2 separate regions of the Mus musculus genome follow, and region 1 is linked to region 2. Evidence: chromatin loops called from intact Hi-C (ENCODE). Cell type or tissue: left cerebral cortex. All regions are shown on one strand. Links, peaks and the distances in the headings refer to the core of each region. The heading gives the core; the rest is flanking DNA. Region 1 overlaps Hs3st2 (heparan sulfate (glucosamine) 3-O-sulfotransferase 2). Region 2 holds the start of Gm39081 (a long non-coding RNA gene).

Region 1 (5,381 bases), core at 255-5,254, 55 kb after region 2:
TGCTATAGATTATAAAGCGGCTGTTAAAAGCAAGAAAGATCTATTTAAAGACACACTCGGAAGAGAGTCCAGGGCGTGTTGTTAAGTGGGAGAGGTGAGTTGCAGTCAGGTTAACGTTTTTTTTTTTTGCGTTGCAAATCCACACACATATGCTGGAGTGTATATGCGTGTGTCTCTTCTGAAAGGATGCACAGGTGTCCTTAGCAGGGCTTAGGTTTGGAGAATGACCTTGGGTTTGGAGAATGACCTTGGGAGATCTGCAGCGGATGGTGTTGTGCATCCTGGGAATTAATTTTCACCTTTAGTTTGATGTGTTTATGGACTTGCCTCTTTTCTTGACCATGAGCATGTGTTCTCGGTCATTAAGAAACTAGAGCTTATTAAAAGCTATTTGTAAAGGCCTCCATTGATATTATTTAGGAGGACAAATGCCTGCACTGCACACTGAGGGAAGGAAGGTTGTTTGGAGTGGCTGAAGTGTGGGTGGGTGGCGAGGACATGGCAGGCATCCTTCCTCTAGATGCTGGCCCGGATAGGAGGCTGAGGGACCGTGGGTGTTAAGTGTTTTTGCGAGTGCTTGAGCAGCCCTAGATGTTTCCTGGCAACTGGACCTCAATTTCTCAGGCTCCATCTGTGGCTGAGCTTGGGGACACTAGCTGAAGGTAACTGCATATCTGCCTGTCTCCTCCGGGTTTATCTTCTTCCTCTTCCCTCTGTCCTTCGTCCTGGGTTAAGCCAGTAAAATCTCTGTGAGGATTCACCAATACACAAACACAGTAGGTGTCAGGAAGGAGCCCAAGTGTCTGCATATCTATCTGGCTCTACCTGGAAGCTGACTTGCCAGGCCGTGCTATTGGAGCAGCCGGGTGTCAAGGAGGCAGACCTAATAATACTGGTGCAAGGTATGCATTTGATGAAGGCTTCCTATAGTCAGCAGTTGAGTAACTGATGTCAGGTAAGGAATTATGCATGATTAGAATTAGTAAAAACATCAGCTAGGATTTAAGTCAGAGCCATTCTGTTCCCTGGCTTCTGTGACATTCCTATCAGCTTCCTCACCAGCAACAGGTGGATGGCTCAGACTTCCTGTGCTGCCCTGAAGTCTAAGCCAGGTAAACAGGTGAGAGCCTGTATCAATCATAAAATGCCACACCCATCCTTGAATGGGCTTCCTGTTTTCTATTGGGTTTCCCTGATTGCATTCAAGTCTCTTTGGGGAGCCTGATGCCTGCTTTCTCTCCTCATAGAGTAGTCCTCCATGGCTGCTGTTCTTTCCAGCTGAGGATCTTGATCCAGAGTTGAATGCTTCTGCTTCCTCCTGTTAGTCACACTCTTCCTCATCCCGGTGCCTCTGATTGCCAGCCCATCTCCTCGCTCTAGTGTGTGTGTTTTGTTTTATTTTGTTTATTTTGTTTTCAGACAGGGCCCTGTGTAAGCCCTGCTGGCCCCAGACTCATTACACAGTGATGGCTTTGAATTTCTGATCCTCGTGGCTCCACCCCCTGAGTGCTGGGATTACAGGCACATGGCACCACAAGTTTTTCAAGGCCTGGGATCAAACCGGGTAAGCATTCTACCCATTGAGCCACAATCTCAGCCGCTTTCAACTTTAGTCTTGGTTTAATTCTCCCTTATATAGCATCGGGAGTGTCTACCCACTCCTTACTCCCTAAAATGTTTCTTCTTGGCTTTGGGCACACATGCTCCCGAGCCCTATGCCTATGCCTATTCCATAGGAATTTCTCCAGGACTTTGTTTCTCTTGTGTGATACTTTCCAATGGTGTCAGCATCCAGGAAACAAGAGTTCATGTGGCAGTGATGCTTCTAACTGGCGCTGAGGGGTCATTATCCTCTTTGTGGTTGCCATGAGCCAGCCTGAAACAGTATAGAGACCAACTCTAGGAGAGGCTCCCCTCCTTTCACAGCTTGGACACCCTCTGCTTCCTACAGAATGGCAGATCATCTGTAAGGACATGAAGGAAACAAGCACCATGGAGGGCCTGAAGCTGGCTGCCCTCACCCTCTTCCCCATCTGGAGTTCTGTCAGAAGGCACCTTAGTCAGTAGGTGATTCCCATCATAGAGTCCTGGCAGTCAATGTGAAGGACATTAGCACACATGGCCAGTCTGTTATGCTCCTCTGGCCAATGAACTCTTCCTCCGCACACATGTGACATTAGCACTTTCCCAAGCTTTTCAATTCACCAAATCCTGCCATTTGTAGACGAGGTTGGCTCGTACTTCAGAGGGGATGGAAACCTCTGGGGTCAGGTGAGAATGGAGCAAACCAACCCAGCAGCTTTGGATGCCACCCTCCTTAGTCTGAGTATCCATACCTTCACCACACTGTGCCCCCTACCTGAGCTGTCCATACAGCCCCCTCACCTCCTGCTGTGTATATTCAGAGTCTCAAGAACTCTTAGCATTTCCAGGTACTTTCAAGCTCTCCAACAGATGACTAGATGAATCAGTAAGTTTAGTCTTTTCCCACCAAGCTTTACAACCACCCCACTCCAGAGTCCCCAGAGATGTGGATGGATTTAAAGGGACAAGTTCTGCGAGGCAGCCCAACTTCCTGAAGCACAACAGTACCCCCTAGTGGGACATGATCCTGATACAGCTGACAGAGTAGACACAGGAATCCCCAGGTTCCTGATGCTGCCTTTGTTGGACTTGATGGCTGATAAAAGAAGGGCCTTTCTGTCTTGTCTCTCAATAGCTGTAGGCACACCAATTCCTGCATTAAGCCTCATGGTTGCAAAGGTCCTCAGAGTTGGCTTTCTGATCATGCGGGGAATGAGACATACTTATTGCCAAAGAGCCTACCGAGCAGTCAGTCCCTACCCCATAGTGTCTGGGCTCTGGTGTGCTTGAACCTGTTGGGTCCCCAGTGCTTGTTTCCAGGTTCAAGACTTGCCTAAATTGTACAAGTGTGGATTCTCAGCTAGCCTTGGAGTAGAGCAACGCCACCTGCTAATCCCAAGGTGTTAATATTCTTTCTGTCCAGGATAGTTAACCCTAGCTCTTCCCATGTTGCACCCTGTCTCATCCTCAGATCAAATGTCACCATGTTTCAATGTGATTTTTGATACCCATGGACTCTTTCTCTCATAGATGCAAGCACAGGTGTGCAATGACTTTGCATATCTGTTTATATATTGCCTTTCTCCCCTGTGAGTTCCCCCCACTAAATCCCATCAGCAGAGGATGGTGTCTGCCTCATCTTTGTGTATCTTTAATCCTTGTCACAGAGCCAATCTCATCACAGGCAAGCAGACGGGCATGAATCATAGCCACCAAATATCTCGCTTGTCAAATGAATAGGATGGGAAGGAGCTGAGGCCTAAATCAAGGCAACATGGGCTCCTCGTGTAAGAAAGAGGTCTGCTGAAGATCTTCACAGAGGATTTATACACACACACACACACACACACACACACACACACATGCACGCACAGAGTTTATATATTATCTGTAGCACACAACTGATTCAGAGATGAGGCACACTTTTTTTGCATTGTTTATTTTTGCATATTCTAGGAAATTGCCAGAACACTGTAATGAGGATATATCATAATATTCATACAATAGTCACTTACTGAGTACCTGCTGTCTGCCAGCCAGCTCTGAGGTCATGGCTATAAATAAAATAGACACAGGACTCACCCTGGTGAAGCTTCAGGCTTGGCAGGGGTGCTAAAGGGCAAAAGAAAATATTTCATTACAACTTGTTAAAAAAGAAAAGGAAAAGGAAGAAACATGTAATGAGTGAATGAAGTGCCCAGAGAAACCCTGAAGTGGCTGGAAAGTCAGGCAATGAGCACATGCTTAGAAGCAGACATCGATGAAGAAGATAAGAGGATATGAAAATGCAGGGTAGACTGGGGGGATGGTCCAGTGGGGAAAGTGCTTGTTTTGCAAGCATCCAAGAACCCATGGGAAAGCTCTATGTGGTGGTATGTGTCTGTAGTCCCAGCTCTTCTATGGTGAGATGGAGGTAGGGACAAGACTGGTCATAACCAGAATGCCCAGAACCAGCTAACTTAGCACACACAGTGGTGAATAATAAGGCCCTGTCTCTAATGATGTTGGAAGGTGAGGACTGACATCTGAGGTGGTCCTCACTTCCACACATGTGTCATGCCATGGGCATGACATGCTCCTAGACACACACACACACACACACACACACACACACACACACACAAACACACACACTTGCAGATGGGGTTGGGATGAAGTAAGCCATTGTAGAGAATCTAAAAGTACACAAATGCCCAGATCGACAGCCATCGAGAGAAGTGTGACTGACGCAGAAAGTAAAATCAGAACAAACTTGAACCTGATATTTTAATTCTAGTGTCACGGTACACAAAAGGACTGCCTTGAGAGACTTGGTGCAAGAGACGGTAGTTGCAGCAATGCATGGTGTGTAGATAGAATTGAAAGAGAGGCCTCAGACAAACTGGCTAGAATGTCAGACAAGATCCAGGAGGGCAGCTTCCCCTTCTCTGGGGGGTGGGGTGGGGATTTGTAGGTGTAGGGCTGGAAGTGGGGAGGGGGCTGCGAATGGGATGTCCAGTGAATGGATAGATGAATTAATGAAAAAAATCATTAAGCAGACATTTCCAAGGAGGTAAGATGGCTACATGGGTAGACTGAAGGCTACTTACTCCTAATAAAATGAACCACCAACCCACGGATTTATGCACCCACACATTCAACCACTCACCCACCCAGTATCTATCCTATAGAAACATATCAGTTCAAATGTCTTAAATGACAAGTAGAAAGCAAGTGCTTTTGCAAGGACTACAGGCATCCAGCATATGTAAAAGAAGCATTTCTACAAAGTCGAGCTGGATACGGACATCTTAGCTGCATCAAATTCCAGGCAAAACAACAGCATCCAAACAATAACACAGATTATCATCTGTAGAAGTTTGTAGAGGAAAAATGACTCCTAATATTTACTATTTTGTCAGTCTGCTCATGAGAACAAAAGAAAAGCACTGAAAAGCATTCAACAGCTTGAAAAACATCACATCCCACCCTCCAAAGAGCACCCTGCAAAGGACAACAGCTGCCCAAGTGACCGGGTGGCAGAGCTAGAGACTACAGAAGTTGTGCAAAAAAGGACAGTAATTGGGGTTAAACTGTACAGAGGCCAGTAAGTAATGCTTTTAGCTTCCACTGTCAAAACTATTCTTCTAACAAATACCATGTGTTCTCATTTACATGTGAAGCTAAAAACTAGCAGGTCTTATAGGATGAGAGAAGAATGGTGGGTATCAGAAGCAGGGAAGGGCTGGGGGAGAGGGGTGGCAACTGGCACAGGGATGTGATTGGACAGGAGGGGTAGGGGCTCCTCTGCTTCAACG
Region 2 (5,381 bases), core at 239-5,238:
ACAAACAACCATGTTAATAACAGAGCTTTACACGATTGGAACTGTTGTTCAGTAAATATTTGCCCAGTAGATCTAAAAAGGAGAAACTTTTTGACCTGTGGGAAAGAGTGAAGAAGAGTTCAGTGGATGTCGGTTTCTCTGAGATGACCTGGTAACACAGCTTAGCCAACCTTAGATAAGGAGTTTAATGGTCCTCTGTTTCCAAAGCCAGCCTTTAGAGGGCACTCATCTCCCCTCTACACACAGCAATTCCTCCCAGCCTGTGAAAACAAGAATTTTGGTGAATGTGATATTCAGTCATTTGGGTGCCCCAGTGGTATTTGACTGATGTCTTAAAATACTATGTTTAGGCAACCCACTTTATTATACATCTCTATAGCCACTGCATATCAGGAGGCAAGAGCACTTACACAGCATATGTAGAATTTTGATATAACCTGTGTGTAGGCGGCTTGAATATCCAGGCTGCATACCATTTGACCAAGTACCTTAACATAAAGTAATATAGATACATTTATTATATAAAGTACCTGGAAACCTTTAAAATTATTTTTATATTCTGGGTTCTTGCTGGAAGGTTATGTATATGGACATATGTGTGTTTGGTGCCCAAGGATGCTACAAGAGGGAGTCATATCTTTTGGCTACAGTTACAGAAGGTTATGAGCTGCCCCGTGGGCTCTATGCAGGAGCAGAATATGCTCTGACCCACTGAGCCATTTCTTTAGCCTGTCACTACTGTTTTTCAGATGAGATCTCTCATAGCCCAGACTTGTGGTAGCAGCCCCTGCATCCACTTCCTGAGTGTTGGGATTATAGGTATGCGTCATCATACCCTATGTGGATGGTTATGGACAAAGATTGACATCTAGTCCATAGGTAAACCACAGTTTATTTCTAGTGTATAAAACTTAAATGATTATAAATGAAAACACCCATAAACAAGAAATGTAATTTTGGGTACATTCATGGAATGCAATTGTATGGATTGTTAAAAGTAACATGATTGGAAAGAGTCGATTATCCCAGAACATATTTATAGCATCTTGACAGCGTGTAGCTTCCTTTTCTCTGTACATTCAATGTTCATCAGACATTTTGTTGCTGTGACAAATTCCTCAGAGAAATACAGTTGTCTAATGGTTTTAAAGATGTCAATCTGTGCTCATCTGGCTCCATTGTTTTTAAGGTCCATGGCAAGGCAGAGATACTGTAGTCAAAGTGTGGGTGTGTGGGGTGCTGTTCACCTCATGGCAGCCAGGAAGCAAAGAAAGAGACAGGGGGCAGGGTACAATGACCAGGCAGAGAAGGTGTCTCTGCTGGTCACAGGAATACAGCTGGGGTTTACTCTACACTTAGGTCTTGTTCCCATGTCATTCATAACCCAGCCCTGCATGGCTCTTCTTCCGGAATGGTTGCACAAAGAAAAGCACTTTTGCTGGGCAGTGGTGGCGCACACCTTTAATCCCAGCACTTGGGAGGCAGAAACAGGCAGATTTCTGAGTTTGAGACTAGCCTAGTCTACAGAGTGCATTCCAGGACAGCCAGGGCTACACAGATAAACCCTGTCTTGAAAAACCAAAACAACAATGACAACAACAACAACAACAACAACAAACAAACAAACAAAATAAAAAAACAAAACAACAAAAAAAGCACTCTCTAAGAAGAAATGTCACATTAGGTTCGGCAGCTTAGTAGTAGATCAGAGCATCTCCCCTGCCCTTCACTGGCTGGTCCTCGTCCGTAGTCTCCTCAGGCTCCAGGTCAGGTCAGGGAACCCCCCCCCCCCACCAACCTCTTACCATCATGGAGGTGCAGAGATAATGGCTTTTCCTCTTTATCTCCATAGTATATGATTGGGGCTTTCATTATGCAGTTAGTTGTCCTTGGCTCCTGCCCTGTCCAAACCAGGACAGCCAGACCAAGGACAACTAACTGCATAAGAAACAGAAACAGGCTCTGGGGTCATTCCCCATGGGGCAGGATCCTAGACCAGGAGAGGGAATAGTTTTGAATGAACTCAAATCATTTTCAGCTGACAGAAGACTGCAAGCCACACTGGACCTGCTTAATTTCCAGACTTCTCGAAGAATCCCAGGACTGTGTCCCAGTGATGGTTTGCTTCACTCTTTCTACACACTGTTTTCCTATGCGAGCCACCATGTCCAGCTGCTCTGCCTACACCATACAACTTCAGAAGGTACCATTCCTGTAGGCTACAATAAGAATGGCGTCCACTGGAATCATGCAGTAGGGTGAGCCATCCCACTGTTACCTCCATTTTGGATCTCTGGATAGGGATTTGGTCCTATAATGTGTAATTTTTCACAAAAGCCATATTTAAGAAAGTTAAGGCACCCCTATACCTCCATATATCAGCGGGGCTTATTTCTGGCTGGTGACATAATGATTGAGTTTTATTTTCTTCTTTGTGAATTTTCCCCCCATTTTCCAATTTTTCTGCAACGAGCACATATTCTTTCTTTAATCAGAGAATGAGAGAAAGTGACAATAAATGTTACTTTAAGAAAGAAAAAAAAAAAGTAAACGAGGTGTCCAGAGAGTCTGGCAGGCAGGAGAGCAGAGGCGAGCGTTTACTTGTAAGAGAGAAGCTGGAAGCAGGCAAGGAGAGGATTTCTAATGAGGCCAAGAGTCCAGGGAATGTGCCAGAAGGGGCTGTGATTACCATCCGAGTCTAACAGTCTTCTTTAGAAATCACTAAGAGCACCGTGTCCTGGGAACACAGGGAGCTGTAGGACGCAGTTGGAGAACAGGGTACGTTGCCCCAGGAGTGGGGCTGAGTGCTGCTTGAAGTCTCTGCCCCCACCAAAGGAAGCGAGCCAAGCTGGGAGCAGCTTGATTAACTGCCGATCTGTGCCCAGTGAATGAAAGTTCAATTAGAATGGGGTTTGCTAATGAAATCCAAAGGCAGGAACAGGAAGCTGGCAAGAGCTGCTATTTTCTGGAAGTATAAATCAGAACCTGAAGAGGGTGGGTGTCGGGCAGGAGTGCCAGTGAGAGCAAGAGGGGGGCTCCCCTAGGTTGTTTGGGCCACCCTCAGGAGAGGGGCACCTGGCAAAGACGGACTGTATTCAGGTAGGTGAGCTAGAACCTTGCCTGGCTTTCAAGCTCATCTCTAAAAGAAGTATGCTTGCACTTTCCTTACTGGACGACTGTTGAGAAGTAAACACCCGAGACTGGCGTGACTGGCGAGACTGGCGGGAGATGAGTCTTCAAGCTGACTGGTGGATGCCAAGTGCTTCAGGAACGGCAGGTGGCGCTGCTATGGAGTCGGGCTGGCCTCCAACACTCATCTTCCTGAGTGCTGGGATGGCAGCGTGTGCCCAGCTGTAGCAATGCGTTCTTCATTCCCTTATGTACATTGATATGTTTATCATCACTGTGCCTCCAGAAGATAACCACTAATGAGGGTGTACATGTGTGTAAGGGTGTGCTGGCGCATATGTGTGTGTAGGTCATGAGTCTTGATGTCATTCCTCAGGCTCCACCCACCTTTCTTTCCCAGGGTTGTTTGTGTTTCCATCTCCCAGGTGCTGGCGACAAGCATGTGACATCCCACCCAGGTTTTCACATGAGTATTAGAGACTGAACTGAAGTCCTTAGACTTGTGTGGCAAGAATTTTACTGACTGGGCTTGGCAACCTAGTCGGCTTGGTTAGTTCCAGGTCAGTGAGAGACCCTGTCTATAAGAAAGAAAGACAGAGGGAGGGGAAGAAGGAAGGAAGGAAGGAAGGAAGGAAGGAAGGAAGGAAGGAAGGAAGGGAGGGAGGGAGGGAGGGAGGGAGGGAGGGAGGGAGGGAGGGAGGGAGGGAGGGAGGAAAAGAAAGGAAGGTGGAGCCTGAGGAATGACACCAATTTTACTCCAAGATAAACATTTTTATAATAACTTTATTTTTTAACATCTTATTTGGAAATGATTTTAGACATAGAAAAGTTGACCAAGTGGTAGAATGTTCCTGAATGTCCTAGACCTAACTTCCACCAATGTCAACATCTTACAAAACTGTATTTGGATTGTCACAAACAGCCAACTGTCAAGCACATGAAGACTAAAAGCTGACACAGATTGTAGTGGAGTTCTCCATACATCCTTCCTGTCCAGGACCCACTTCATCTTTCATCCTTATGTCTCTCTGACTTCCCCCATGTGTGTTCTGTCTTTCAGGATCTTGACATCTTGGAGTGTTCTTATCTGTTATGGTATAGGATGTTTCTCAGTCTGGGCTTGTCTGACATTTCCTCCAATTAGCAGACATTCTACATCTGGGTAAGATCGCCTCAGATGGAGTGATGCCCTACCAGGGACTTGTGATGTCGCTACATCTTGTACTAGCTTTGTATCACATATTAGTTTAGAATTATGGGGGCTTGGTAATTCATCAGAGGCCCATGAGTTTATGGCAGGGTCTTATGAAACCCAGACTGACTTCTAATCATTGATCCTCCTGCTGTAGCCCCTGAGTGCAGAGATTGCAGATGTGCACTTCCACACCTGCCAGATCTGTGACTTTGAACTGCACAGATTCATAGACCACACCCAGTGAGCCCGAGTTCCTTTGCAGCAGAAACCTCTTGTAGTGTTGCATAGCTTACTGTACCCTGTTTCCCGCTGCTGGAGGGACTGAGGGAGGCTAGACATGCAGGATTTAAATCGAGGCTTGCCATCTCAACTACATTGTGCCATTTGCCTGCAAACCAAGCTTGATAGGTTCCTTAGGGGAGGACAGAGAGCTCTGGGGCCACCAATTCAGCAGACACAGCATCAGAGCTGAGGCAGGAGGATCCCAAGTTCAAGACCCACCTAAGCTAAGGAGTGGTTTCAAAGTGAAAGTAAGACTAGAAATACAACTCAGAGGTAGAGTGCCTGCCCAGCTAGTAAGAAGCCACAGGCTTAATTCCCAGCACTCTGAAAAAAGAAGAAAGAAAAGCAAGGATGTAACAGAAGTACAGTTCTTGGGTAAGGTAGACGCACGTGTGTGATGGTGAGGTATACGCTTCATGCTTTGTACAGGGCAGCTCTATTTGGCTGAGCGAGCTGTGGCCACAAATGAGGGTGGTCCCAGTATGGACAGATTTTCAATGAGTTTGTTAAAGAGGGCCCAGTACTCTGGACTCCCCTGTAAAATAAATAGCCTGGCTTTCAAATATCAGTAACTAAAATCACAAAGAGCACTCCGACCTGGTCAAACAGGACAGTCCATTTTGCAGGAGGAGGTTCACACCTTACCCCCGGGCAGACTGCAGATAGTTGAGGTGGGTGCTTGGATGGAGGATGAGGAGGGAAAAATGTCTATAAGACCAGAAGTCTTAGCACGATGTCTGTCACATGAGGACAACCAGCCCCTGCAGCCTGGAGG

What was found. A loop is a pair of places that touch in the nucleus more often than their neighbours do. Peaks named below come from ENCODE experiments on the same cell type or tissue, not always from the same donor. Only the 100,000 strongest peaks of a DNase experiment are listed, where the experiment ranks them.
Region 1: a loop joins it to region 2, with 5 times the contacts of the local background. A loop is called at or near these places in 5 of 42 quality-filtered maps.

What each region holds. Positions count from the first base shown.
Region 1 is chr7:121,482,679-121,488,059 of GRCm38, reverse strand. The region is part of intron 1 of Hs3st2 (heparan sulfate (glucosamine) 3-O-sulfotransferase 2); the gene reads right to left. Among named protein-coding and RNA genes, the nearest start is that of Gm39081, 55 kb to the left of the region's middle. In left cerebral cortex, for the core only: a CTCF peak has its summit at 2,596 (motif pointing left); DNase peaks (open chromatin) are centred at 578, 1,531, 2,555 and 3,279; H3K27ac peaks cover 1,070 bases.
Region 2 is chr7:121,537,501-121,542,881 of GRCm38, reverse strand. Gm39081 (a long non-coding RNA gene) reads left to right here and starts at 3,007. Exons shown (of 4, transcript XR_869921.2): 1 at 3,007-3,099. In left cerebral cortex, for the core only: a CTCF peak has its summit at 3,275 (motif pointing right); DNase peaks (open chromatin) are centred at 246, 2,786 and 3,270; H3K4me3 peaks cover 345 bases; H3K27ac peaks cover 1,073 bases.